Linked DNA regions of Homo sapiens: region 2 is linked to region 1. The links are chromatin loops, found by intact Hi-C in ENCODE. Cell type or tissue: prostate gland. All regions are shown on one strand. Links, peaks and the distances in the headings refer to the core of each region. The heading gives the core; the rest is flanking DNA. Region 1 has its middle 7.7 kb from the start of GSG1L. Region 2 overlaps KATNIP (katanin interacting protein).

Region 1 (11,982 bases), core at 2,659-10,658:
TCTTAGCTGTGACATTTGGGTGGGAATGACCCCTCACCCAGCTCCAGGCGTGGGTCCTGACTGGTGTAAAGAAATGGATGTCACTGTTGTGTGGTCAGAGCACCTCATTCTCCCTGTCCACAGCGAGACGCCAGGAACCGTTTGCTTCTCCACCATCTGAGAAAGAGATGAGGTGCTGTGAGGATGTGAGGTCAGGAATCCAGGCGGCTGTTTTGTGCCGCGTGGGACCTCCATGTGGAGCCAGAGGACAAAGGGATGAAGTTAACACTGAAGAAAGTAAACCAGGAGGCCAGAGAGGACCCAGGTCTTTGACAGCTTTGAGATGCTAGATTCAGCCATACCTCCAGCAAGATCTCTCCCTGAGCTTTTCAGTTACATAAACAAATGACTGCCCTTTAGGTGGCTTCAGCCAGCCCTGAACGACACATCTCTCTCCAAGGTGTGGCATGAGCATATGCAGGAATGTATTTATAGATTTTCATTTTCTTTCTTTCTTTTTTTTTGTGACAGGGTCTTGCTCTGTCATCTAGGCTGGAGTGCGGTGGCCCCATCATAGCTCACTTCAGCCTCGACCTCCCAGACTTAAGTGATCCTCCTACCTTAGCCTCCCAAGCAGCTGGGACTACAGTCGTGTGCCACCACGCCTGGCTATTTTTATTTTTACTTTTGTAGAGATGGGGTTTTGCTACATTGTCCAGGCTGGCCTGGAACTCCTGGGCTCAAGTGATCCTTCCATGTCAGCCTCCTGAGTAGCTGGGACTACGGGCTCGTGCCACCACACCCGGCTCTGTGATGCTATTTACCGAAGAAGTTCCCAAGCTCACAGTGCAGCCAGATGTTTCTGTGAGCCTCAGCTCTTTCTTCCCCCTTCCCCATCACATAGCGTATCTTTTGTTAAAGTCTCTTTAACACAGTGGACACATTTGGCCACTTCTGCTCCTTTTGTTTTGTCTTCTTTTTTTTTTTTTTTTTTTTTTTTAAGAGATGGTGTCTTGCTGTGTTGCCCAGGCTGGTCTCGAACTCCTGGGCTCAAGCGATCTTCCTGCCTCGGCCTCCCACAGTGCTGGGATTACAGGGATGAGCCACTGCGCCTGGCACATTTCAGCTCCTCATTCCTTTTCAGCTCTCTTGATCCCATACACTTTGTTTTCAGAGAAGCTTTGGGGGTTCTAATGGGAGATGTCTCCAGCTCACTTCTTCCCATCTTGCTGGCATCCTGGCCTGGCTGAGCTGGATGCCTGGGTCCACCGTAATCCCCACCTGCTTCTTACCCCCATTAGGACTGTGCCGTGCACAGGTGGGCAGGGAGAGGGCTCGTGAGAGAAATAACTGGAACACAGATGCCCACTGTATCAGTTAGCTTTTGCTACAGAAATGCTTCCTAACAAATGACCCCACACGTCACCCTAAAGCGACACTCATTTATTCTCATAGTGGGTTGATTGGTTGACTGACCTGGGCTGGACTTGGCAGGGAAGCTCTGCTGGTCTTGGCTGGGCTCAGCCATGTGACTAGGGGTCAGGTGGGAAGGAATTCATCAAGGTCATCCTTGTCCTGGGGCTAGTGGGATGGCCGAGGTGTGTTCTTATGGCCCAGCAGCCTCATATGATTGGCAAAGCAAGTCACATGGCAATGGCTGGAGTGCAGAGGCAGGGACCCAGGCCCTGCTCACCGTGGAAGGGCTCTTGCAAAATCACTTGGCAAAGGGCAGCCAGACACAGGAAGGGACACAGACCTGGGGCCAGCGACGTGACTGGGAGTAACCATGCATCTCAGTGGTGGTGCCCAATCTCTCTCCCAACCACCCTGGGAGCATTGGAGCTGGAACAAACAGCTGAGGTGGAAAGACCACAGAGTCAGTGGGGTAAATGGTCCCAGCTACTTGGGAGGCCGAGGCGGGAGGATCACTTGAGTCCAGGAGGTGGAGGCTGCAGTGAGCTATAATCATGTCACTGCACTGCAGCCTGGGTAACAGAGAAAGACCCTATCTCAAAAAAAAAAAAACAAACAAAAACAAAGCTAGAAAACCCCACTGACTTCTCCAAAGCCTCCAGGAAGACACGTTCCTCCTCCTCCCAGGGCTGAGGTCTCCCCACTGCACAGCCACACTCCCAGGTAGACAGAAGAGGCCTCCCTGAGTCACAACCACCCAGTGCCTCACCTCATCGATTCTGACCGTTTTAGAGTGAGGTGCAATGAGCTGGTCGCATCCAGGACTCTCCTGAGCTTGGAGACATAGTACAATCCTTTTGATTTCCTGCTCAGATCCGCCCTGTCCTGTGCAAGCCCCAGCCAAGCCCCTTCCTAGGTCAGCTCCCTCCAGAGTGCTGCTCAGGAGACGGGCGTTCTTCTGATATCCTTAGCGCAGGGAGGATCCCCCCTTGCACTGGGCTGTGCCTCAGCTGGTGGCTGGGCTTGCCTCACTCTCGGGGAGACAGGAGTGGGCTGCCTCCTCCTCCTCCTGTTTCTTTGTCTCCATGCTTCCCTGACTTCGCCTCTTTTAACAAAACTCTTCTAATGTAATAAATTTCTTTTGTGGTCAAAAACTTGCAGTACAGGCTGGGCGCAGTGGCTCATGCCTGTCATCCCAGCACTTTGGGAGACCGAGGTGAGAGGATCGCTTGAGGCCAGGAGTTTGAGACCAGCCTGGGCAACATAGTGAGACCCTGTCTCTACAAGAAATATTTAAAAAGTAGCCTAGTGCGGTGGTGTACACCTGTAGTCCCAACTACTCCAGAGGCTGAGGTGGGAGGATTACATGAGCCTAGGAACTGGAGGCTGCAGTGATCTATGATTGCACCACTGCCCTCCAGCCTGAGTGACAGAGCAAGACCCTGTCTCAAAAAACTAAACCAAGCTGGGTGCGGTGGCTTACACCTGTAATCCCAGCACTTTGGAAGGCTGAGGCAGGCAGATCACGAGGTCAGGAGTTCAAGACTAGCCTGGCCAACATGGTGAAACCCCGACTCTGCTAAAAATACAAAAATTAGCCAGGCATGGTGGGGCGTGACTGTAGTCCCAGCTACTTGGGAGGCTGCGGCAGGAGAATAGCTTGAAACTGGGAGGTGGAGGTTGCAGTGAGCCAAGATCATGCCACTGCACTCCAGCCTGGGTGACAGAGCGAGACTACGTCTCAAAACAAAAAACAACAAACAAACAAAAAACCATGAAAACCTCCCAGTACACAGAATGGGTGTGACCGCTCAAGGGGGCTTCTGGGGAGGCCCCTTCTGGAGGTGATCGCTGCTCAGTTAAGGCTTTCTGGACTCCTGAGATTGGTGGGCCACACCTGGGGTTGACCGCTAGACCTTGGGCAGGTTGTTTCTCTTTCAGCCTCAGTTTTCTCATCTATAAAATGGGGACAGAAGAGCACCTGCCTTACAGGGCAGTTGCAAAGACTAAATGAAGTTACGTGTGTAAGGCACTGAGTACACTATGGCACTTGATGTTGAATACGTTGTCTTTCTCTTTGCTTTACTTAGGAGTTTGAATCAATAAAAGAAGTGTCAGGCAGGTGCGTGCACATGTGTTTGTGTGTGTGTGTGTGAACACCGATGCTGGTTAACAGATCATCTGTGTGGTAAGGACAAGGTTCTCAGAAGATAAGTCTTCATCATAAACCCAGGGAAGATAAGGCTGTGCTCAGTGAAAGCAAGAATTCACCCTTTTCCACTGAGCTCTGGGCCCCTCACCTTCTGTGATAGCCCGGGACTTGGGTGTATCTTTTGTGGCCTGTGCCACAACCACAGTCCTGGACCCAAATTTGCGAGAACTCACAGTGTCTTCTGGGGGTAGGGAAAGCTCTGGTTCCCAAGTTTTAGGGTCCCCATGCGATATGGTTTTGCTGTGTCCCCACCCAAATCTCACCTTGAATTGTAATAATCCCCACATTTCAAGGGCGGGGCCAGGTGGAGATAATTGAGTCCTGGAGGCGGTTTCCTCATACTGTTCTCATGGTGGTGAATAAGTCTCATGAGAGCTGATGGTTTTATAAAGGGGAGTTCCCCTGCACACACCCTCTTGCCTGCTGCCATGTAAGATGTGACTTTGCTCCTCCATTGCCTTCCACCATGATTGTGAGGCCTCCCCAGCCATGTGGAACTGTGAGTCCATTAAACCTCTTTCCCATATAATTACCCAGTCTCGGGTATGTCTTTATTAGCCGTGTGAGAACAGATTAATACACCATGCTGTACCCTCTGTCCCATCAGCAGTCTCCCCTTTGACAGTATCATCTGTCACAGTCACAATAAGGTCCTGAAAACACTTTACCAGTTCCGCCGTGTCTGTGCCTCTGTTTCCTCATCTGTCAAAGAAGACTGGAATCATACCTGCCTCACAGGGTTGCTTGTAGATGTAATGAGTTAATGTGCGTGAGTCTGCTTACAACAGTGCCCAACACATAATCAGGATTTTTTTTTTCTTTTGAGACAAGGTCTGGCTCTATCGCCCAGGCTAGAGTGCAGTGGCACAATCTCGTCTCACTGCAACCTCCTCCTCCAGGGCTCCAGCGATTCTCTCAGCTCAGCCTCCTGAGTAGCTGGGACCACCATGCACCACCATGCCTGTCTAACTTTTTTTTGTACTTTTTGTGAAGATGGGGTTTGTCCATATTGCCCAGTCTGGTCTTGAGCTCCTGACCTCAAGTGATCCACCCACCTCGGCCTCCCAAAGTGATGGGATTACAGGCGTGAGTCACTGTGCCTGGTCCAGAATCAGGACTTTCTATTGTTGTTTATTATTATTATTTATAAATTACTCCTAAAAATATGACTTTCCTAGAAGATTCTTCAATGACACTTTGTTTTGAGATGGGGGGTGACCATGAGGGTGACTCAAAACAGCTGTTGAGCCTGAAGATGAGTTTCATTATTTTCTTTTATGATAAGACAAATGCTTTCATTTACTGATGTCTTCTTCGGGTGACATGTGACTGTCAGCTACTTGTCCCCCTCCAAAGAAAGCACAGGATCCGCCCCTTCAAGGAGAAGGTGATTTTTAAACAATGAATGAGAATGTGAGTGCTTTTTGAGAGATACTCACGTTTTGGAAAGAGCATTTTGAAAGCAGATGTTTGGAAATGTTTCCATTGTTATCAGCTTTTATTGCCAAAAAGCAAAGAAAGTGTGTTTCCTTTTAAAACCTCCCCACGTCTGCACACTTGAAGAACTGGGAAACAGAAAATTCTAGCCAATTTCAAAATCTTTCAAAAGAAAACTTTTAGGAAGTTTTGAATCCATTTATTACAAATCTGCAAATACCAATTTTCTGAATTCTTTTCAAGATGAAATGAGGGCTATCCAGGAAGATGGATGTATACAGTACTAGTCAATTTCACCAAAAAATAGTTCCCTATTTGGTGAATGGGATTAAAATACGAGTATTGATATTAATATTTAGAAAGCACAGCATATGGCACTTCTTCCATTTGAATTTACAAATCTTTGTGAGGTATCGTTTGCAGCTCTAATAGCCACTCAAACCAAGTATGGACATCACTCTCCACAGAACGAGATTCTCATGTCACCACAGCACGTACCGTGCTTTCCAAACCTAAGCTTTCCAAAAAATAAAAAAGATTCAATTGCATTGCTATCAGGAAAAGAACATTTGGAATGCTCAAATGAAAGCCAAAAGGTGAATTTTACTGTTAGCAAGTAAAATAAAAATATTTCAAAGTAGTGTTTATTTAATCTTCATGTCCTCCGTTAAGAATTCCTAGTTTTTATACAGGTTGAGCATCCAAAATTTGAAAAGCCAAAACCTAAAATGCTCCAAAATCCAAAACATTTTGAGTGCTGATATGATGTTCAACAGAAATGCTCACTGGAGCATTTTGAGGCCGAGGTGGGCAGATCCCTTGAGGTCAGGAGTTGTCACCAGCCTGGCCAACATGGTGAAACCCCGTCTCTGCCAAAAATACAAAGATTAGCTAGGCATGGTGGCACTCGCCTATAGTCCCAGCTACTCGGGAGGCTGAGGCAGGAGAATCGCTTGAACTCAGGGGTCGGAGGTTGCAGTGAGCTGAGATTGAGCCACTGCACTCCAGCCTGGGTGACAGAGTGAGACTCTGTCTCAAAACAATAACAACAACAAAACAACAACAACAACAACAACATATTTCAGATTTCCGGATTTGGGATGCTTAACTGGTAAGTACAAAGTGGATATTCCAAAATCTGAAGAAGTTAGAAATCGGAAAAAGTCCAAAATCTGACACACATCTGGTCCCAAGCTCTTTGGAATAAGGGATATTTTATGCTTTATGTACAGCTCGTAATATGTTAGTGCATCATTGTGTAATTCATAAATGTTCCTGCCCAGTTGGAGATCTCTGCTCTTAGTCGTTTCATTAAATCCCAAGTCCCTCACCTGGGCAGTTTTCGTGTCTTGGTGGTGGATGGATGAGTGTGGAGGGGACGCTCTTACTGGTCCAGGGGATCAAGACTGGCGGTCCCACTCTTGGCCCCTAGGAGGCAGCAGAGGGAAGCAAAACAACAGCTTTGAAACCTACTCTAGGAAAACAGCCCCATAAGGGCTGGTGCAGGAGACACCTTATAATGTCTCCTTTCTCCCCAACCTTCCTCGTTCTCCCTCCTCAGGAATGGAGTAAAATAAACCATCTGCAGCCCCTGAGGACCGAGAAAAATCCCATTGAGCGTGGGGAATACGGAAGGGAGTCACTGACCCCCAAGGCTCATTTTGAGCGGTGGGGCTTTAACCTGAACACTGCATTTATCCGAAGATGACACAGAGCTGGCCCACGACAGGTAGAGGGGACCCCGGGTGGTCCTGGACTCTGGCCACTGTCCTGCTACTTCTTGAGCTGTTTCTCCAGCTGAGATCTAGTAAGAATTCCATAAGGGTCGATTTAATTGTATCCCTTTGGCTAAAGCGCATGGTATACAGTCGGTGCCAAATCAATGTGTGCAGTCTCTGACCTGAGGAGTAACTCTTCCTCATCTCATTTGTTACTGCTCTATCCCACCCAAACCTATCTGTGACCTGTCACGCATTTCCTTTCTGTCCTGGGTGTTGGAGTCAGGGCCAGTTTGCGGGCTGCTGTGTCCCTGCCTCTGAGAGCATTTTCTGGCAGATGTACTAAAGCTCTTGTGTGGCGGGTTTTGGCTTGATTCTTCGAGAACGCAGCTGGGGAACAAGTGTGAGGTTCCTTCTCATGGCTCAGAGCAGACTTCAGTACTTGGCATGGACTATGCGTGAGCCTCCTAACACATCCCCACGATGCCTCACCTCCCATCCAACCGACCGCGGGTCCCCAGAGCCGCCTTCCAGAAACGCAGCGTCGTGCGCCTGCTCCAGCCGTCGCTGGATCCTCATGGCTGGCGGAGTGAGATCAAAGCTCCTGGGCCGGTCTTGAAGGCCCTGGGATAGGAGTGCCCCCCAACCGTCAGCCCTCCAAGACACTTCTGTCTACGTGCCCCACGCTTCTGTCACGTAGGCTTGGTGCAATTGATGGAGCCTCTCTGAGCAGCGTCAGTTTCCTCATCTATAAAATGGACACGACTAACCCCTTGAGGATTGAGAATGACGAGAGATGGGCGACCATGTGTGGAAATGCGTTCCTGTGCTGAGACACTCCACACATATTGGTGTCCTTTTCCCGCCCTCATTTCACAGACGAGGAAACTGAGGCTCTGAGCGAGAGATTGGGAACAGATCCAAAAACACGCAGCCCAGATGCAGCAGAGCCAGGATTAACACTCAGACCTTCCCAGTTATCTCTAAAAATTAATTACTTTTTAATTTTATAATTGACACATAATAATTGCTACATATTTCTGGGGTGCAGTGTAATGTTTCAGTGTCCATGCATATATTATATAACAATCCCTCATCAGTGAGGGTCCCCCAGTAGATCTTTTCTTTGTTCTCCTGCACAGATTACCATCTATGCATTTGGGGAATTTATCACCCACTTCCCTGTTTATTATTATTATCATTAAAGACAAGGTCTCGCCTTGTCATCCAAGCTGGAGTGCAGTGGCTCAATCATAGCTCACTGCAACCTCCACCTCCCAGGCTCAAGTGAGCCTTCCACCTCAGCCTCCCGAGTAGCTGGGATGACAGGCACGTGCCACCATAACCGGCTAACTTTTTTTGTATATTTTGTAGAGACGGGGGTCTCACTGTGTTGCTCGATGATCTTGAACTCCTGGGCTCAAGCCATCCACCTGTCTTGGCCGCCTAAATTGTCAGGATGACAGGTGTGAGCCACCACGCCCAGCCCCTTGTTTATTGTTGTCTCCCCTTCTAGAAGGTAAGCCCCATGAAGGCATAGACCTGGCCTGTCTTGTTCACTGAATGCCCAGCACAGAGCAGGAGGCTGATAAACACTTCCTGAATAGACAAGGGCTACAACAGTTTCCAAGAACACACAGGTAGCCCCAGCTGATCACTTTCTAATGAAGCTGGTTCCTTTCACCTCCGGAGAATCTACCCCCTGGGATGTCTTTGATTGCACAGAGCTTGAGGGCCTTCCCTTCCCTGGGAACAGTGGCCCTGAACCACGAACAGCCTGGTAAGCATACCAGCACTGTGAGGCTGGCTTTCCCCAGAAACCCGGAGTGACGGGTTAACCAGGGGAGTGAAGTGGGCATTAGGCTTGCATACCTTGGGAGTCGATGTTTAAAAAACTTCCCTGATAATTGGAAATTGGCTAATCTCTTGCTATAATTAGGAGAGGCTGGAGGCTGGGGATGTTCTGTTTTCCCAAGCTCTGTTTTGAAGGTGTAGAAACCAGGAAGTGACTTAGGAAGCCCAGAAGCTAACAAATGACCGTAGCCACGGACTCCAAGGAAACATGAAATGCATTGGGGACACATCCCTTCAAGGCAGATTCATGTTTCCTGAAAAGTATGAATTTCATTATTAATAGCAACAGTTTTTCTGGTAAATTTTGTTGAGTATAAAAACACGAGCCAGGGGCACACCACCACACCTGGCTAATTTAAAAATTTTTATAGAGATAGGATTTAATTTTTTTGCCCTGCTGGTCTCCAATTCCTGGCCTCAAGCAATCCTTCTGCCTCAGCTTCCTAAAGTCCTGGTATTATAGGTGGGAGCCATCTCGCCTGGCCTGGGAGTCTAGATTCTTATGTGAACTCTCATGATTCTGGAATGTTGGCAACTGATAAAAATTTAACACTCTGTAGAGGCCAGTTCCATCCAGGCCAAACAAAATAAGCTTAAGGGCCAGATTTGGTCTGCAGGTGCCATGTGGGGTGAGCTGGAGGGGCTCCCAGGCACGTGGGGGAGACAGGTGTGAAAACAGACATCATGGTTCAGAGTGATTCATGATATTGAAGATCAGAGGAGGGATGACTGGCTGCCAGGACGTGGGATAGGGGTCAGGGAGGATTCTACGGCGGCATGAGGCTTACAACAGCACCCTGAAAGACGCACAGAGGAAGGAGAGCAAGGATTTTCCATGGAGAGGAAGGAATGTGTGTGAAGGCCTGGGTTCAGTTTGAGCACCAGGTGGTCTGACGCCGCACGGTGGTTTGGTGCAGCTGTGGCAGTGCAGGGGCGGCAAAGGGGCTGGAGACGTGGACAGGAGCTAGTCACTAGGACCTGGAAGAGCGAACTCAGTCATTGAGCCTTTTTGTCCTGCAGGGCAGGCGGTGGGAGCATTTGGGGGGGGTTTGGCGGAGGTGTGTGGGGCTGGTCTCTCTGGAGGCAGGTGCAGGGTTGGGGTGGCTGAGGGACAGCATGGAGACAGGAGGCTGCAGTGAGGCCTTGGCCTGTGGCAGTGAGCCAGAGAGGAGGGAGCCAGGGACTTAGGCTCACATTTCTGGCCTCCTAAACAAATCCCATTACCTCTCCCTGCAACCGCTTCCCTCTACGCCCAAGGTAATTCCAACTATATCACTATTTGGGATAAAAATCCCTGTGGTGATCCAAGGGTTTTGCTGATGAGTTTGGATTCACTTCGAAGGTTGTGTAGACATCTGAAGTGGTCCCTCCAAGGGTGTAATCTCCATCCACTGTCTTCAGCTCATGGGAAAGGCCCAGTACAAACTCAGCCAGAATTTTGGATTTTCCCTGTGCCCCACAGGTCTGCTTCTGACTCAGCCAATAGCAACTCCATCCCTGCGGGAACTCCTGCCGAACACATCGGAGTCATACTTCCCCGTGTTCTATCGTGGGCAAATCCTGCTGGATCTGCCTTTATTTCACTTTCTTTTTTTTAGAGACAGGGTCTCACTCTGTCACCCGGGCTGGAGTGCTGTGGTTCGATCATAGCTCCTTGCAGCCTTGAACCTGCCCGGCTCAAGCGATCCTCCTGCCTCAGCCTCCCAAGTAGCTGAGACTACAGGCACACACCTCCACATCCAACTCATTTTTAATTTTCTTTTGTAGAGATAGGGTCTCACTCTGTTGCCCAGGCTGCTCTTGAACTCCTGGACTCAAGTGACCCTTCCTCCTCGGCTTCCCAAAGTGCTGAGATGAAAGGCGTGAGCCACCGCACCTGGCCTGGAGCTGCCTTTAAAGCTGACCCAGAACCTCCACCATGCCTGTCCCCACACTGGTCTGAGTCCCTGGCCTCATGCACTGGAATCCACACACCAGCCTGTCTGGTCTCTCTGCTTCCACCCTTCTTCCCATAGCAGCACGTGCGGTCCTGTTAGACACGAAACCAGACATGGGTCCCCTCTGCCCAGACCCTCCGCCGGCATGAATATCTTGCTCAGAGTGAATACCTGAGTCCTTGTGTGGTCTCTGCATTCCTGTGTGATCTGTCCCCTCCTCTAGCACCTCCCGCCCCCTTTTTTTCCTCCTCTGCCCTTTGCTCACTCAGCTGCAGCCACACTGTGCTCTCAGTTTTTCCCCAAAGGGCCAGACAGGCTCCTGCCTCGAGGCTTTTGCACTGGCCATCCCTCTGCCTGGAACTTCCATTCCCCCGGATGTCTTCATGGCTTGCCCCTACATCTCCTTCAAATCCTTGCTCCAATGTCCCCTTCTCAGTGAGGCCCTCCTTGAAGCCATCCCCACTTTGATCCCTCCCTGCTGAATTGCTCTCCCTGGCTTTCACCCCTGCATACTCTGCAGTGTTCTTTCTTTTTTTCTTTTTGAGACAAAGTCTCGCTCTCTCGCTCAGGCTGGAGTGCAGTGGCACGATCTCAGCTCACTGCAACCTCTGCCCCCGGGGTTCAAGGGATTCTCCTGCCTCAGCCTCCTGAGTAGCTGGAATTACAGTTGTGCGCCACCACACCAGGCTAATTTTTGTATTTTTAGTAGAGACAGGGTTTCGCCATGTTGGCCAGGCTGGTCTTGAACTCTTGACCTCAGGTGATCTGCCCGCCTCGGCCTCTCAAAGTTCTGAGTGATGTTCTTTCTTACGAACTTTGTTCACGTTCTCTTTTCTTCCCAGTGCTGAGCATTCAGTGGGTGGCTCAGTGAGTGGAGGAGCATCTTAGATGGAAATTCCAAATCCCTCTGTGCATCCTCAGGTGTTTCTTGAGAGAGTGTGGTCCCTGAGACATATCTCACCTGGGCTCTCCTGGCTTTGAACATGCAGGACAGGGTTCCCAGCTGTAGGTCACCGAGCCCTGCTCACATGCACACCAACCACAGCCTCGAGTCCAAAGAAGTACCCTGTTTAGCACACATCGAGGGGCTGGTTTTCATTGGTACACAGACACTCATGATGAATACTGCATGCCAGTTTAAAAGTGCTACTGGAGGCTGGGTGCGGTGGCTCATGCCTGTAATCCCAGCACTTTGGGAGGCCGAGGCGGGCAGATCACTTGAGGTCAGGAGTTCGAGACAAGCCTGACCAACACGGTGAAACCCCGTCTCTGCTAAAAATATGAAAAATAGCCAGGCGTGGTGGCAAGCGCCTGTAATACCAGCTACTCGGGAGGCTGAAGTATGAGAATCGCTTGAACCCAGAAGGCGGAGGTTGCAGTGAGCTGAGATTGCACCACTGCACTCCAGCCTGGGCGACAGAGTGAGACTCCA
Region 2 (11,982 bases), core at 2,495-10,494, 430 kb after region 1:
GAGGTGGGAGTGAGCTGACTGGTGCTGGGGGGAGGAAAGCAACATCTGGAGGATGGTCAGAGTAACAGGGGTTCCTGGGTGACCTCATGGAGCAAGGGCGAGTGCTCCCATCTAAGCAGTGTTGTGTCAGAGACAACAGCTTTCATGCTGTTGAAGCCACTGTTACTTGTGTCTCCCTGCTGGAGCAGCCAAACCTGTACCTTAACTGATGTACCTGGCACGCAAGGTTCCCTACCATGTGGCCACAGCCCACCTTCTTGCCCTGATTGCTGCACAGACAACCACACACCTGATAATTAGGCCAAACAAAGGGCTTCTGGGGCTGCGAGGATCTGCAGCTTCATCAGTCCAGCATCCAGGCTGTGTCCTTCAGGAAACACCTCCCTTGTTTTCCTCTGGGGCCCAATTTCCTCCCAACTCTCAGTCCACATGTGGCCCCATGGTGGGGATTTGAGGCAGGCCTGGCCAATCCACCTATTCCACCCTTATAACATGCTATGGCCAGCCAGTCCAGGGATAGAAACGGACCTAAGGCAGCAATGAGAACAGCCCTGGATTCCTGTTAGAGCCGTGGGAAAGAGGTGCTCTCTTCTTGAGGGATGTGAAGCTAGAGGGAAGTCTATCAGGAGCTGCTGGGGACCATCCTGTCCCTAACAGAAAGAGCAAAGAGAGCTGAGAGGATGAAGCAGAGTCCTGATGGGTTTTAGAAGCCCTGGATCCAGCTGCACCTGAAGCGAGCCCCACTGAAACATTCTCCTTTTTGCTTACACCAGTGTGAAGAGGATTAAAGTTATTTGTGACAGTCTTGGCCCTCCCTTGTACCCTGAACTCTCCCACCTCTGTGCCTCTGCTTATGCTATTCTCCCAATCTGAATGCCATTTTCCCAAATCTTTTCCATGCATCCAAACCCTACCTAGCTTTGGAGACAATGCTCTCTGCCTACCTGGTATCTGTCAGCTGCCTGACTCTACTGAGGTGGCCATGTGCCCCACTAAGACGGTCACATTGCTGGGGGCCCTTGCAGCTAGGGATGGCCACGAGATCCAGGTGTGGCAATGCTAGTGGTTAGAAGTCTACGAGGCAGAGCTTCAGAGAAAACTCTGTTTTCCTGGTAATCAGGAGAGACTCAGTGCAGACAGGACTTCTGCCCTTTACCCTTCTACCCTTCTTCCTGACCGGAATGTGGATGGGATGTTTGGGAACACAGCAGTCATCTTGTGAGAATGAGGAAGAAAGCCACACACCAAAGATGGCCCAGCGCAACAGAGAAGCTGGGTTACTGGTGGCACCACCCACCCATGCCACCAGCCTGCCTCCAAATGCACTGTTCACAAATGAGGAAAACAGGAGCCATGTTCTCTAAGATGCAGCAATCTAGTTTCTGTTGCAAGCAGCTCAACTCCATCCCACTTGCTAACCCACTCTGGGCACTTGTTACTTTTGTGTTTCTGTTACCGTGGCTCCTGTGTGGTGAAGGGCCCAGGTTCTAGACTCCGGCATGCTACGTGATTCCTGGAACTCTGATGCCTACTCCTTGTGTGACCTTGAGCAAGTCATCTAGCCTCCCTGAGCCCGGTTTCCAAATCTGTTAAGACACCACTCATGAATCTTCATCAGAGAGCTGCCACAAAGATGACACGCAGTGACGCAGGTGAGCCCTCGGCTGGGGCTTTGGCACACAGCACCACAGGGCTGTACCTATTTACACGGCATCAACTCTGCACAGGTCACCAGACTGCCTCTCAGGTGTATGTTTCATTCGGCATAGCCCCCAAAAGCCAGCCAACCATGTCCTCTGGTAGTGAACCAGAGAAACTGCCACCTGCTCCAAGGCCACAGGTAAAGCTGGCTGTGTTGGACTCAGTAAGCAGGGCCAGGGCTGGCTTGAGGGGAGCAAGGTGCCCAGGGTGTGATATTTAAGGGAGTCTCACTCTCAGGCACCAACCTGTCCATGCACAAATCTGAGCATGAGGCCTCCTTTAATATTCTGCTCCAGGTGCCTTACTTACCTCACCCTCTCCTGGCCCTGTTACTGAAAGATAGAACAGGACACAGAGTATGTGCATGAACTCCAAGACTCACAAAAGGGGTACTCAAGGGTATTTAGGGGCTGGGCAAGGTGACTCTTGCCTGTAATCCCAGCACTTTGGGAGGCTGAGATGGGAGGACTGCTTGAGTCCAGGAGTTTGAAACCAGTCTGGGCAACATAGTGAGACCACATCTCTAAAAAAATAAATAGATAAATTAGCCGGGCGTGGTGATACGTGCCTGTAGTCCCAGCTACTTGGGAGGGCAAGGCAAGAGGATCACTTGAGCCTAGGAGTTCGAGGCTGCAGTGAGCTATGATCACGTCACTATGCTCCAGCCTGGGTGACAAAGCGAGATCCTGGCTCTAAAGAAAAAGTGAGCAAAGAAGGGCTCAGAGAAGGACAAGTGACTAAAAGAAAAATGATGCAGGAGGAAATTGAGAGACAAGGTCTCCGTGGGAGCCTGTGAATGGGGCTGGCACCCAGCCAGATGCCCACGAGGGCTGTTATTATAGGAGGCTCTGGAGCTAAGAGGGGCTGGGGACGGCATGATCAAGATTACATCTTTGGCTGGGCGCGGTGGTTCATGCCTGTAATCCCAGCACTATGAGAGGCTGAGGAGGGCGGATCAGTTGAGATCAGGAGTTCGAGACCAGCCTGGCCAGCATGGTGAAACCCTGTCTCTACCAAAAATACAAAAATTAGCCAGGTGTGGTGGTGTGTGCCTGTAGTTCCAGGTACTCGGGAGGCTGAGGCAGGAGAATCGCTTGAGCCTGGCAGGTGGAGCCTGCAGTGAGCCGAGATCGCACCTCTGCACTCCAGCCTGGGCAACAGAGTAAGACCCTGCTTAAAAAAAAAAAAAAAAAAAAAGATTATGTCTCTGGAAGATGGACTAGGGAGGAATTGGCCCTAGAAAAAGCAATTTCCTAGAACTGGTCCTAGAAGCAGCAAAAAAATAAATAAATAAAAAAGAAAAAGGGGTGGTGGTGGTGGTGGTAATTAGGGCATGCATTTCCCTTGAAGCCCTGGGGTTAGAACCTTTCACCCCTTGTAATATTCAATTCCCTGCAGGTTTAGTAAACATAAGGATTATCTAGATGATGAAGAAAATGATGTCAGAGTCTTACTGACCTACCAAACTCTAGTAGTTTGGACAGAACTCCTTTCTGATCCAAGTTCACAATGCCCCGCTCACCCATCAACGCTTTCACACTACGTGCCATGTCACTGGGTGCCACTCCAAGCACTCAGGTGCATTCACTCATTTAGTTCTTTTTTTTTTTTTTTTTTTTTTTTTTTGAGACAGAGTCTCACTCTGTTACCCAGCCTGGAGTGCAGCGGGGTGATCTCGACTCACTGCAACCTCTGCCTCCTGGGTTCAAGCAATTCTCCTGCCTCAGCCTCCTGAGTAGCTGGAACTACAGGTGCCCGCCACCAGGCCCAGATAATTTTTGTACTTTTAGTAGAGACGGGGCTTTGCCAAGTTGGCCAAGCTGGTCTTGAACTCCTGACATCAGGTGATCTACCTGCCTTGGCCTCCCAAAGTGTTGGGATTACAGGTGTAAGCCACTGTGCCTGGCCGCTCATTTAGTTCTCAAAGCAACCCAAGGGGGAAACTGAGTCACAAGGGTGTAGGCCACTTGCCCAAGGCCACACAGCGAGGAAGTTGCACAGCCTAATCACAGGCCTGACACTAAACCAAAGATGGGCCAACATTTCCTGTAAAGGGCCAGAAGGATTTTAGACTTTGCAAGCTATATGGTCTCTGTTAGGATACTCAGCAATCCTATTGCAGCTCAAAAGCAGCCACAGGCAATGACTAAAGAAATGGGCACGGTTGTGTTCCAGTAACACTTTATTTACAAATACGGGCTGAGGCTAGATTTGGCCCAAGGGCTGTAGTTGTGGATGAACTCTTGTTCTAAATCACCATGCTGTACTGCCCCCAGCAGGCGTGTTGAAGAATAAATGTGTCCCACCTGGGCTGGGTGTGGTGGCTCACACCTCTAATCCCAGCTCTTCAGGAGGCTGAGGTGGGAGGATTGTTTGAGGCCAGGATTTTGAGAGCAGCCTAGGCAACACGGTGAGACCTTGTCTCCACAAAAAAAAAAAAAAAAAAATTTTTTAAAAATTAAAAAACAATGTGTCCAGCCTGGGCTATAGAGGCCTTTGGACTGGGATTAGAGAACTTCCCTGGTGTCCCATGTTGCCCTGGGTTCCAGCTCCACATATGGCGCAGCTTCCTCCCAGGCCCTATCAACTCGGTCTTAGCACATGTGTTACCCTCGGCGCTAGGGCTGTGGAGGGAAAGCACTACCCGGAACATATAACCAAAACCGGGGGTTTCCAGGCCCGGAGATTCCTGGAGGTCTTCCTACCTCGACTGGGATGAAGCTGTAACGGCTTTGAAGTTCATCATTGATTTGAATTTTTCTTTTTATTATACTTTAAGTTTTAGGCCCCACAGCAGGCCCCCCACAACAGGCTCTGGTGTGTGATGTTCCCCTTCCTGTGTCCATGTGTTCTCATTGTTCAATTCCCACCTATGAGTGAGAACATGCGGTGTTTGGTTTTTTGTTCTTGCGATAGTTTGCTGAGAATGATTCCAGCATTCATCCATGTCCCTACAAAGGACATATAGTTTCCAGCTTCATCCATGTCCCTACAAAGGACATGAACTCATCATTTTTTATGGCTGCATAGTATTCCATGGTGTATATGTGCCACATTTTGTTAATCCAATCTATCATTGTTGGACATCTGTGTTGGTCCCAAGTCTTTGCTATTGTGAATAGTGCCGCAATTTTCTACCATACCTCCCAGGAGAGCATGCTCCTCCCTCCTCCCCAGAAACTACTCAATTTACATCCAAATACCAGGAGGCCTTCTAGCCGGGGAAGAGATGGCTCGAGAAGGGGCAAGGAGGAGGGACCACGGGGCACGGGGCCCAGGCCTGAGGAGCTGCCTGACTCACCAGCACCGGCCAGGGCCTAGGGTGCGGCCTGGCCTCCCCATGGGTTTCTAGTCCTTTGTCCAGAAAAAGGGGGCCTGGACTAGGGCCCTGCTACTCTAAGTGTGGTCCACGGACCAGCAGCATTGGTATCTCCTGGGAATTTGTGAGAAATGCAGAATTCCAGGCCCCTCCTTTGCCTTGGGAATCAGAATGTAAACCTGAGCAGTATCCCAGGTCATTTACACGCACGCACATTCAATTTCCAATAGCATAAGATCAGGAGATCGACAAGGCTTTGTGGTGGAAGCCGTTGCTTCTGCCTGTCCAGCACATACTCCCCTGTGTTTGGTAAAAGCACCCTGTTTTCGCTTTTTGAGATGGTGTCTTGCTCCCCACTTCCTGCCCGGGCCCTAAGAGGTTCACATGGCACTGAGTCCTCCCAAGGGGTGGAAGCACGTGACCCAGGCCTAGCCAATCAGAGCATGCGATTCCCCTGTCCCCCCAGTGATTGGGTGACTGGTTCTGGGGCATGGAAGAGATGTGGTAGCAGGGTGGCGGAACCTAAGTGGGCAGCTGCTGGTGGCTTGTCTTGGTACCACATGGGGCACAGGGGGGGTTGAGAGATGAAGAATAGGTCATTATATCGTTTGAGCTCCTGGACCCAAACGTGCCTGAACTTAAGATAACCAAGAATCGGGATGAACAATTCTGCTAGCCTTGGATTTGAACTGAAAGCATGAAAGAGAGCTCTAATGTTCAAGGAAAGCCCAGGTCTCTCTCTCTCCTTTTTTTTTTTTTTGAGACAGAGCCTCACTCTGTCGCCCAGGCTGGAGTGCAATGGCGCGATCTCAGCTCACTGCAACCTCTGCCTCCCGCGTTCAGGCAATTCTCCTGCCTCGGCCTCCCGAGTAGCTGGGATTACAGACATTCACCACCATGTCCGGCTAATGTTTTTGTATTTTTAGTAGAGACAGGGTTTCAGCACGTTAGCCAGGCTGGTATCGAACTCCTGACCTCAGGTGATCCACCCATCTCGGCCCCCCAAAGTGCTGGGATTACATGCGTGAGCCTCCGCGCCCGGCCTCTCTCTCGTCTGTGGTTTTCCCGTCTTCCCTTTAGCACTACTGCTCACCTCGCAGAGGTGTCAGGACCCAGGTTTGCAGTCGGCATTAAGGCACTGAATCAGCAAGCTTTTACTGAGCGCCGACTGCATACAAGGTTCTGAAAACACAGGAAGATACAAAAAAAAAAAAAAAAAATTAAAAACCAATGCCCTGCCCTCAAGGAGGTCACACAGCACACATAATGGGAGAATGTGTTTATGAAGCAACATGTGACAAAATTAATGTGGTCCAGAAAGAGTTTCTAATGTTGAGTGGGTGCTGGAGAGGGGAATAAATAGTCCCTCCATCTGGCCTGCTCTCCCGCCCCCAGCCCCAGGGAGGCTCCTCTGCCACCACTGGGAGGAGATTGAAAGCAGCCCTGCCCACACGGAAGGCTCACCTCCAGTGAGCAGCCCAGGCTGGCAGGTTCCAACCCAGCCCCCCAGGCCGTGCATGGCTCCCTGCCTCCCACCTCCACGCCCTTGCAAGGGATGATGACTGTGCACCTGGCTAGCTCCCCGCTTGGCACGCTGCTGTACCTGAGTGGGTGTTTCAAAGCGGCTGCTCTTTCTTGCCTACTTGCAGCACCCAGACCTGGGTAGACCCTTGCAGTATCAATCATATGGGGGAGGAGGATTTAAAAGCAGTGACATCCCCAAATCCATGTTCCTTTTTGCAACCCAAGGCCAGCTTATTTCATACCTGGCCCACACTCAGCCCAGTTCATGCCTAGAGTTATTTGTTCATATCTGCCACCCCTCTTCGCAAACTGTTTTAAAAGGTGTGCATTAAAGCTTATTGTCAAGTAGAAAAAAAGAGCAAGGCTGGGGGCTGCCCCATATGGTTGTGTGGGTTGTGCAGTATGCAAATGGCTCCCTCTAGAGGTACGAGAGCTCTAAAACACTGACAAAGGTAGGTCTAGGGTTGGGAGGTCCGGCTGACTTGATGTGTTCATCCCTGATTTGTCTGATCTCTTAGAAATAGCAGTGCTCCCCACTCTGACAGTCTGTGTTGTGCAAGGTCACTGGAAAGGCCAATGCTTTACGGCTTGTTTCATTTGTCGTCCTCACTGCAAGGGTTTCAGAACTCAGAAGGAAGATAACAAGAGACAGGGCCCCCAACACTTCCCATTTTTACTTGTGAGATTTTCTGAAGGTGCTGAAGCTGCACAGGCCACAACAGGACACAGGATATGGTGGCTGAGTGAGAGCAAAGCCTCTGCTTTAATAATTGCAATGAACTTGCTTTAGAGACCTTTAAGGAACGCCCACCCCACAGTAAATTGCTGGAAGGCCAATCCCTTCACTAGCAATTTAATGCTAAGAGCCGATGACGTTCATCAAATCTGACAGCATTTTGGTAAACGACGGCTCTGTTGATTAGGCCGCTGTCCACCCAAGTATTACAAGGCTGAGGAAGCCATAAATCTTAATCCACAGATAGCAGCATAAAGATCTAAGGCCCAGAAGTGGTGGGGGGAAAAGGACAGTATGAACAAGAGGCCATACATCACCACCAGCCCATTCCACAGGGAAGGTGGCAGCTCGGGAGCCCAACACAGCCATCGCCATGATCCTCCCCAAACCCCCAGGAATCTGAGGGGCTTGGGAAGGGTTTTACAGGTGGAAGTCATCGGCTTCTTGGCCAGGAGCCAGAGTTGGGATGACTCTGTGACCTTCTGGTCAAGGGATCTGGAGGCCAGTGTACCTGACGCAGCCCCTCCTGTCAGGGCAGCTCTACCCAAATGTGCTTTCTTATTGTTGGGTGAGACCGTAAGAAGAGAAACCTGTTCTCCTGGAGGCGGTGAATGGATTGGGCTTGGTCAGTAGAAACAGGGTGTGTGATTCAAGAGAGTTTCAGGGCTGGGCGCAGTGGCTCACGTCTGTTAATCCCAGCACTTTAGGAGGCCAAGGTGGGTGGATCGCATGAGCCCGGGAGTTCAAGACCAGTGTGGGCTACATAGCAAGAACCTGTCTCAAAAAAAAAAAAAAAAAAAAATCCAGCAAGACAGCCAGGAGGAGAGTACAGAGGGTGAATGGGGAGGCAAGGGGGCTGTGTGGACTGTGAATAAGGCTGGGACTGCAGGTGCTCACTGTGCACTGGGACCACTGCATCCCACCACGGTGTCCCCTGCTGACCAATGTGAATACACAAGGCGACCGTGTGGCCCCACTGATACCTCCTGGTTGGCATGGCCCTACAAGTGAAACCCCAAGACCGGGAGAGGACTGTGGTCCCTCTCTTGGTGGAGCAGCTTTTGAGAACTGGCCACTGGCCACTGGGGACTTGGCTGCCTTGACCACTCTGCCTACCTTGGCTGCCCCTAAGCATGGCAGGAGCCCATCCAAAAGGGTTAGGATAGAAAGATTGTCTTCCTCTCCATCCCATGGACCCAAGACTCTGTCTCCATGGACTGTCTACCATGGAGAAACTTTGGACTTAACTCCACTTCTTGGAGCCAGAGCAAACCAATCCAGCCTGTCTTCCTCATGACGGTAATAATGGTATAGCTGGCACCCCCAGTCTATTCACTCTGCTACCTCCAGCCTTCTTGACAAGAAGCTATAGGACTCATGGTTCCTGCTCATGTGGCCAGGGCAGGCAGGGTTTGCACCAAATGAACTGGTCTCTGAGGGGCTCTAGTCATAGCCGATGGAGGTAGGAGGGGGTGCCTCATCCAGGCTAAGCAGCAGCAGCCCAGGCCATGCCCTGAGAAAGGGATGAGCTGAGAGATTCAGACTGTCTCTGTCTTGGAAACTTTCAACTAACAAATATGGAGGGAGTGTAAAACCGTGTGTGGAGAAGGCACGATGGATCAGGGGAACACTGAAGCTACGAGTTGGCGGCAGCTCAGGGACAGGGAACAGAAGTGCAAGGACGGGGGCTGGGGAAGGTTGGTGGAGAGAGACGTAGCCCTGCTTCAAAGGCTTCCTGGTCCTCCTGTAGCCCCTTGCTCCCATGGGCGGTCCTTTCTGCACACATGAACCCAAAATATGAACCCAAACGTGGCGCTCTACTGTTTCAACCCTCTTGGAAATTCTCACATTTAGATTGAAATCCAAACTTCCTCCTGTGGTCTTCTAGGCCCTGCATGGCCGGTTCTTCCTACTTGCAACCCTGACACCCTCATCCCCACCCTTTCTGCCACCCTGTCCTGATCGCCCTGCCTCCTCTCAGCCTGTGCCCAGTGCCCGCTGCTCTCACTGTCCCCTCACCTGAAAGCCTCCCCCAGCCACAGATCTTTCCGGGGCTGGCTCCAGGTAACTCTCAGGCCCTGGCTGCGATGCGGCCCCTTGGGAGGCTGTGCTGCCCACCTTCGCTGAAGGAGCGCTCCCCCGACAGCTTCTCTTTCAGGCTGCTGTCCTCTGTCCTTCCTTCGTAGCACTGTCTTCCGACTCCCTTGCTTGCCTTTGGTCCTTTGCCTTCCCAACCTCCCCACCCGCTCCCCATCAACATGAGCTCCAGGAGAGCAGGGCTGGCCTCACTTATTGCTTGGAACCCGGCATCTGTAAGTGCCAAAACTGAGTATGTGCTCAATACATGAGCACGGAATGAAAGAAGTAAAGTATGAGTGAGCAAAGGAACATACTAGAGTGAAGAGCCCTGAGGCCTCCAGGCTGAGCTGCCCTCCCCATCTGCCCCTCTGTGATTAAAACAACAACAGGCAGCACCATTCACTATTTCTCCTGTGCCAGGCACTGCTTCAGCTTCTCTCCAAACACAGACCCCACTGATCCTCATTAATTGCCCTCATTAATTACCATTACCAACCTCACATGACAAATGAGAGCGCAGGCACCAAGGGGTTAAGCGTCTTAGCCACTGTGCAGCTGGCAGGAGGCGGAGCCAAGGCTTTGCACTGGGGCTGCTGGAAGGTTCCAGGGTCTATGCTCTTAGCCATTCCTCTGGACTTGTCTGTCACCTGTTCCCACCTGAAGCAGCAGGCAGCCCCTGCTGAGACCACCTGTAATGCACGCTGCACATGCTCCCCTCCAGCAGCCCTGGGAGGTTTCATTGATGATGAAACCAAAGCTCAGAGTGGTTACACGGCCAGCTCCAGAGCACACAGCTCACAGAGGTTACATGGCCAGGTCTGGGGTGCACAGCTCAGAGAGGCTACACAGCCAGCTCCGAGACACACAGCTCAGAGAGGTTACTCAGCCAGCTCTGGGGCACACAGCTCAGAGAGGTCACATGGCCAGCTCCAAGACACACAGCTCAGAGAGGTTACACAGAGAGCTCCAGGGCACACAGCTCAGAGAGGTTACACAGCCAGCTCCAGGGCACACAGCTCACAGAGGTTACACGTACATAGCTCAGAGAGGTTACACAGCCAGCTCCAGGACACACAGCCAGTGAGCAGTCCAAAGCCTACTCCTTCCACTCTCCAGGGGCTACAAATTCAAATGCCCCAAAGAACCAGACGGGAAATGGAAACACGAGATAAGAGAAATCATAGCCTAAATCTGATAATAAACCACAGCTACCACTCAGCCTCACCACTGAAGCTCTGGGGAGTGGTGGGGACTTTGGCAAACAGGAAAGCTCATGCCCTATCCAAAGGCAGTAGCTGGACTTGGCTCCTGCTGCTGGCTGCCTAGTGGGGAGGAGGATGGCCCAGCGTGGGGGCCAGACTTTTCCATTTTTTCCAGGGAAGAAGAGATCTAGATTTTTGATTTTGAGATAGGGTCTTGCTCTGTCCCCCAGGCTAGAGTGCAGTGGTGCGGTCATGGCTCACTGCACCCTTGAACTCCTGGCTTCAAGCGATCCTAACTGTCTCAGCCTCCTCAGTAGCTGGGACTAGAGGTGTGCGCTACTATGCCTGGCTAATTTTTTTATTTTTAGTAGAGATGGGACTCACTATGTTGCCTGGGGTGGTCTTGAACTCCTGAGCTCAGGTGATCCTCCTTCCTCGGCCTCCCAAAGTGCTAGGATTAGAGGCATGAGCCATTGCACCTGGCTAGATATATTTTTAATATAAAATCTTGTTAATTTAAATGTTGGCAAGCTTCGAAAAGTCTTTTAAAAGCTGTATGAGCCCAACAACCATTATCTGGGGGCAAGTTTGACCCACAGGCTTCAAGTGGTTAACTTCTGGACCCCGCCAGGCCCGCCATCCATGTATTTGAAGTCAGGTGTCACACCCTCCTCCCAGTTAAGCAGTCCCCATGTCTTCACAGCCCGAGCTTCAAAGGCAGGAACTGAGCCTTCTTGAATTTTTTTTTTTTTTGAACCCTAGAGCCTTGCACAGTGCCTGGGCCCTGCTGGGTATCAATACATGTCTGTTAAATTAACAGATGATTTCATTCATGACACATGTAGTTCATTCACCACTTTTGAATGCTCCCTGGTTTGTGTCTATCTTTAAGGTTGGTTCCCAAAAGCCTGGGTGTGTGGAGCAGAGTCCATGCTCTAGACTGGAGGGGGCCGGCTCTCGGTACCCATCCCACACTCCTCCTGGGGAGCCTTTCTGTGGGGTAGAGGCCAGAAAGCCAAATACTGCATTTCCCAGACTCCCTTTCTAAAGCTGTCCTCACAGGGTTAACAAGAATTCTCACAGAATATAGTTATAATTCAGCATTAATCACTGCACTTTGACCCACTTCCTTGTAACTGAAATTCACTGGATACTGACCATTAGCATTCCCATTATTCCTTATAGATTTCTGACTGTAGAATCATTAAGGCTTTTGTTTAAGAATTGCTTAAGATGTTTTTCAGATCTTAAATTCCAGCAAAACAACTCACGCTAGCCAGTTTGAAGGCCCCCCACAGAAGAACGGGATCTGCGTGAGAACACAGCTTCTTCATCTCCCTGTCCCGTGACTTCCCCCTGCACTCTTCCACCAATCAATGATCTCCACACATCAGCCTACTCCAAAACCCTTAAAAACACTG

Evidence for each region. A loop is a pair of places that touch in the nucleus more often than their neighbours do. Peaks named below come from ENCODE experiments on the same cell type or tissue, not always from the same donor. Only the 100,000 strongest peaks of a DNase experiment are listed, where the experiment ranks them.
Region 2: a loop joins it to region 1, with 12 times the contacts of the local background. A loop is called at or near these places in 51 of 110 quality-filtered maps.

What each region holds. Positions count from the first base shown.
Region 1 is chr16:28,065,399-28,077,380 of GRCh38, reverse strand. No RefSeq gene overlaps it. Among named protein-coding and RNA genes, the nearest start is that of GSG1L, 7.7 kb to the right of the region's middle. In prostate gland, for the core only: a CTCF peak has its summit at 6,466 (motif pointing right); a DNase peak (open chromatin) is centred at 6,470.
Region 2 is chr16:27,634,936-27,646,917 of GRCh38, reverse strand. All of the region lies in intron 5 of KATNIP (katanin interacting protein), which reads right to left. Among named protein-coding and RNA genes, the nearest start is that of KATNIP, 91 kb to the right of the region's middle. RefSeq lists enhancers at 5,157-5,798, 9,598-10,098. In prostate gland, for the core only: a CTCF peak has its summit at 6,957 (motif pointing left); DNase peaks (open chromatin) are centred at 6,957 and 7,877; H3K27ac peaks cover 1,426 bases.